Linked DNA regions of Homo sapiens: region 1 is linked to region 2. A link is a loop called in an ENCODE intact Hi-C map of the cell type or tissue named here. Cell type or tissue: heart left ventricle. All regions are shown on one strand. Each heading gives the region's core, and the rest is flanking DNA. Links, peaks and the distances in the headings are about the cores only. Region 1 holds the start of LOC107987028 (a long non-coding RNA gene). Region 2 has its middle 150 kb from the start of CAAP1.

Region 1 (2,930 bases), core at 286-2,785, 61 kb before region 2:
GAGCCACCGCACCCGGCCAACAGTGGCATTTTAAGAGAGAACCAAGGGAAACAGCAATGCTTAGCAATAAAGGTAATAATAATTATTGTTATTATTATAATGTTATCTACGGTGTGTCAGGCACTGTGCCAAGGACTTTATATGTGTTATCTTTACTCATTAAGACAGCCTTATGAAGAATGATTATTATCCTCATGTCAGAGATGCCATACCCACAATAATACAAGAGAATAGCAGAGCCAAGTTTCATCTGTGTGATGCCAAAGTCAGTGCTCTTTCCTTTGCACTGTGATTTTACTAAGATTTTGAGCATCAAAATAGGACATAACATTTGGGTGGGGACCTTCCTTAACTTCTTCAAATTATGGAGAGACAAAGTTCATTCTGTAATCAGAGGCTCTTTCACACACCAGGCAAATGTTTTTCTGGGTCTGATGCAGCGAATACATTAAAATGTGTGAGAGAGCTATGAGTCAATGATAGAAGACCAAAAATAACGACAACAACAAATAAAACAAAAGTCTGAAGTGATGGGAGGTTCCTCTGGCCACTGGAATAGCACCCCGGGAAAGAGCAGGGTCCGTGGACCATTGATCCCTTTGCTCTGTTTGTATCTGAATGCCATCAGTGACTTTCTGTGTGTGTCAGGGGACGAGGACTGGTATCTTCTTACTTCAGTAGCTGCAAGGAGAGTTAAGAGCATTATTAATCATTGATAGTGGTACTATATTTTCCAGCTGTGCTCCAATAGCCTAGTATACAACAATCATATATTTTCCATGAGAAAGTTCTCATTCAATTGGAAAGTAAAGCAAAGAGGGCAGGAAATTGGTAGTGGTACATGGGTCTCTTTTTATATTCAGAATCTCCAAAGTGAAGCCTAGAAACCTGTATTTTTTAGAAAACTCTCAGATAATTCTGATGCCCAACTAAGTTAAGCTTAGTTTATTTATGGATTTATTAATAATTATATTATTAAATTAAATATTATTAATACTAAATTATGGATTAATAAATCCATAACTAAACTACATGGATCCTTTGGATTCTATTTTATTAACTCCCATTGTCATTTTAAAATCAATTTAGTTAGATGGTTAACATTTTACCAGTGTTAGAATCACCTATACTTAACTTCAGGAATATTTTTTGGTTATGGGCTAGGTTGTAGAAGATATTTGCATTGCTTTTATCACATCTCACATCATTTCTAAAAGCACTGAGATAGCTTGATTAAGAAATATATGTGGCCAGGCATGGTGGCTCATGCCTGTAATCTCAGCACTTTGGGAGGCTGAGGTGGACAGATCACTTGAGCTCAGGAGTTTGAGACCAGCCTGGGCAACATAGCAAGACCTTGTCTCTAAAAAGAAAAAAAAAAAAAAAAAGAAAGAAATATATGTGGCTGAGCACAGTGGCATGCACCTGTATTCTCAGCGACTTGGGAGGCCTAACTGGGAGGATCACTTGGGCCCAGGAGTTTGAGTCCAGCCTGGACAATATAGCAAGACCCTGTCTTTCAAAAAAAAAAAAAAAAAAGTGAGAACTATATGTGATGAAGTTCATTCCACAAATATTTAATATCTACTACATCCTACTTACTATGTGCCAAACACAGTACTAGGTGCTTGTAACTGGTTAAACAGGCAAAAAATCTTGCTGTTGGGGAGTTTAGTATATTTAAGCTTGTTGGAGTATTTCTAAGAACCAAATAAGTAGGCCTTCATTGTGGTTATAATTTGAAACTTAACAAATGGGCAACATAGCGAGAGTTTGGAAGGTTAATACCAAGGAAGTTTACTACCATACGTATTGCACTTAATATTTATTTTATTTTTTATTTTCTTCTAACATTTTGTTATGAAAATTTTCAAGCATATAGCAAAGTTTTACATTTTACAGTAGACACCCACATACTAGATTCTATGATTACCATTTTACTATACTTGCTTTATCATATATCTATCCATTCATTAATATATCTTATGATTTGTGACATATGTCAAAGTGAATTGAAGACACTAGCACACTTCCCCTAAATACTTCAGATATTTATTATTAACTAGACTTTAATATTTGTTTACATTTTTCTTTTGATTGAAATGCACCAACTTGAGTATATTTACTGTTTCTTGTTTTGGTTTTTTTTTCATACGGAGTCTCGCTGTGTTGCTCAGGCTGGGGTGCAGTGGCATGATCATGGCTCACTGCAGCCTTGACCTTTTGGGCTCAAGTGACTCTCCCGCCTCAGCCCCCTGAGTAGCTAGAACTACAGGCACACACCATTACACTGGCTAATTTTTTTCATTTTTTGTAGAGAGGGGATCTCCCTATGTTGCCCAGGCTGGTCTCAAACTCCTGAGGTAAAGCAATCCTCCTGTCTCAGCCTTCCAAAGTGACGGGGTTACAGCGTGAGCCACTGCACCTGATCCTGAGTTTTGAGGAATAGCCACACGTGTATTACCTATCAAGATATAGAATACAGTAAGTTTTCTCATTCTCCTTTTCAGGATATCCCTCCTACAACCCCAGAGGCAACCTTTGTTCTGAAGTTTTCGCACTCTAGATTAGTCTTGCATATTCTAGCATTATATAAATGAACTCGTAAGATATACAGGTATATACTGTTGTGTAAGACTTCTTTCACACGGCATAATGTTTGTGAGATTTATCCATGTTGTCTCATGTATCAGTAATTCGTTCTTTTGTGTTGTTCATCTCATTGCTTACCAGTCTATCTGTTCTCTTATTGACGGACACAGATTGTTTCTAGTTTTTGGCCATATGATAAAAGTGACTATGAGTATTCTTGCACAAGTCTTTTTGTGAATGTATTTTTCTTTCTTTCTTTCTTTCTTTTTTTTGAGATAGAGTCTTGCCCTGTCACCCAGGCTGGAGTGCAGTGTGATCTCGGCTCACTGCAACCTCCG
Region 2 (2,930 bases), core at 288-2,787:
CACCCAGAGAGAACTCCCTTCTTTTTTGTGGCATTTCATCTTCCTATTTACTTGTTCCAAAATTCCTTTCACTAGGTTATTCCTGACTTAGACAACCAAGGCAAAGCATTGTCTGTTGATGACCATGTCACCAAAAGCGGGATGAGGATACTGAGGTGTTTGTGTGTGCGTAGGTCTTTTACCATTTTGTATTAACCAGATTAGTTCAAATTAAGTACTTGTTCTTGGGAAAGGAAAGAAACTTTTAGCAAGACGAGCAGTATAGTGTCATATGTAGTAGGCTTAGAGTTAGCCAAACTTGGGTTCGAATCTGACCTCCCATTTCCTAGTTCTGTCCCACTTAACCCCTCTAAGAATCAATTTCCTGAGTCTTGTGGGGCTAATAACACTATTCATTTCATAGCATTATTGTAGGGATTAAATAAGATGATATTTGTGATATACTTTGCGTAATACTTGGCATAAAGTAAATGCTTAATAAACAGAACTGTGTGTTTCAGGCCGAACACATACTTTGGTTAAATAAAATTTATGAGAGGCCATTGTTTTGAAGTAAGTTCTGACATTAGGCCCTAATAGAACAGACCAAACCAAAATGGGGTCACTCATGCTAAGGTTCCATGTTACCAAATTGAATTCGTCATTCAACCTTCTGAGAAATCAAGAGAGAGAGATGACAGCCGCAACACTCAAACAGGCCAGTTTTAGCCAGTATGATAAGGAAGTCCCCTCTGCTTTAATTCTTATAAAGAAGGTAACCTGAAGTGACCTGATGTTAACCAATCTGTTTTTTTCTTTTGTATTATGCTATTTCCTTGTTCCTGTTCAAGGTACCTTATGAAAACTGAATGTTCTGCCATGCCCAATGGAGTGTCTTTTATAAATCTTTAGATGAGATGCTGGCCAATTCATGAATCACTAATAAAAGCCAATTAGATCCCTTAACTAAATTTTTTGAAATAAAAAGAAAAATGATTTTAGAGATGAAGAGAGTGAGGCTCGGGGGAATCAGGAAACTCATCTAGGCTGCTGCACCATAGGAAAAATAGGTCTTTGGTCTCCTGACTCCCAAGGCTGGAATTTCTATTTGTCTTTCTATTTCATCACTGTTCTGAAGTTAGAATTTAAGAATCACTGCAATACATCTGCTAATGTAATATATTTATAAAATACATGAATCATATTTCTGATGAATTTCTCTATTCACAATGCTTAGTATCTACAAACTCTGAATAATAAAAAGGAAGTCTGTTTCAGGTGGTATTAATAGTTTATCAAGGAGAAAATAACTGAATATCGTATTAGCATCATTTTCCTTTTACAGAATCTGGCTACTGCCCCCTGGTGCTAATAATATGTAATTACACTTCATGAAAGTTGCATTCAGCATTTAGGTTTGAGTCAAATGTTGATAGAAATTAAACTTGTTGCCCTCCAAACATCTATGCACATTATCTGGATAGGAAATATAAAGTTACAATCCAGAGTCCACCTAGGCATACCAATGGGTAGCAGAATGACTTCACCTTTTAATTGAAAGTAATCCATTTCTGAGAAACCATCACAGGCAATTTGGTACAATTGAACTTTGTCTTTAACCTTTTACTATGATTTATGTGATTAGGCCAATGGAGGAAGTGGTTTTCAACAGCATGATTAAAACACTTTGAGGAAATAATTTCTGTCTTCAAGCACCTTGCATGATTTTTTTTTTTCTTTTCCAAGTGTTTGTCCTTTCTCATCAAAAGGAGAGTCAGGAAATGGAGAAATACTGACTTTTAAACACTGTCTTGGACAGAAATGAAAGCTCATAAAACAGCAAGGTCAAAGCCAGGGTGCTGGTTTTTAGCAGACCTGTGCAGCATGACTTCTTGCCTGATGAACAGCAGGACTAGAGATGTACTAATTTCAGTATTTTCCAAATTTAGGAATTTTACCCATCTATCAGGGATTTTTCAATTTTACTAAGCAAGGATTAAATTTCACCAACTTTTCAATTTTATTAAGCAAGGACTTATTTAAAAATAAACAATACATTGTGGCTACCATCTACTAAGAACCTATTTTATAAAATAAAGGACACTTTAATATCAGTAAAGTAGGAAGGACACAGTTTTATAATAATGGGCAATTTTACTCAACAAAATACAGTTGTTGCATTAGTCTTTGGTTTTCTCATTTTGCCAGGTGGCAAAATTGGACAATGGACCAGGTTAACGTTCCCTATTGAAATGACCTGCTCAAGTTCAGACTAAATTTTAGGCTGAAAATATTCCACTCTGCTTCTGTATTTGCCACTGTGCTTCAGAATATGTACAGAGGCTCCCAAATAGTCTTCAACATGCATGAAATTTATTGGCAATATGTATTCTGCCACATTTTTGGAGTAGGGAGGGTTGTTATAAGAATTCAGCTAAATGTAGCAAATTTTGCAAATCTCAAAATTTTGAGTAATCATTCTGAACTGTCTGTCCTTTGCCATTTTCTTTTGAGAAACAGGATCTTGTGCCACTGCCCCACAGTACTTTACATCTCAACAAGAAGAAAAAGAAGGTATTTTTTTTTTCTGGAAAGAGTAGGTTGTGGGTGACCTATCTGAGTTCACTGGCTCACTGAACAGTGATTAACATTTAAAATGTATGCAAACTAGACTCCTAATTAAAGCCCAATAATGTAGGACTTTGAACCTATTCACTGCCTTTGAAAATAATCATAGATGCTGGCTGCTTATCATGAAAAAGTCATTATGGTAAATGACCAACTCCCCCACCTTCTTTCCATCAACTGCAAAAGTGATTCTCCATTGCAAAGATTTGCAAATGGTGCATGTTGCAGTCACATGTCTCCTGGTAGCTGTAATTGTTATGCAAATTTTCTTGGCTCATGAATAATAACATTTACAGAGCTCCTGTTATATGTGAATTTGCAAG

What was found. Peaks named below come from ENCODE experiments on the same cell type or tissue, not always from the same donor. Only the 100,000 strongest peaks of a DNase experiment are listed, where the experiment ranks them.
Region 1: it touches region 2 in a loop (3-fold over the local background); 4 of 110 quality-filtered maps call a loop at or near these places.

What each region holds. Positions count from the first base shown.
Region 1 is chr9:26,803,571-26,806,500 of GRCh38, reverse strand. LOC107987028 (a long non-coding RNA gene) reads left to right here and starts at 2,417. Exons shown (of 4, transcript XR_001746568.1): 1 at 2,417-2,484. In heart left ventricle, for the core only: no CTCF peak of the experiment used is centred there; no DNase peak of the experiment used is centred there.
Region 2 is chr9:26,742,979-26,745,908 of GRCh38, reverse strand. No RefSeq gene overlaps it. Among named protein-coding and RNA genes, the nearest start is that of CAAP1, 150 kb to the left of the region's middle. RefSeq lists an enhancer at 2,569-2,930. In heart left ventricle, for the core only: a CTCF peak has its summit at 1,342 (motif pointing left); no DNase peak of the experiment used is centred there.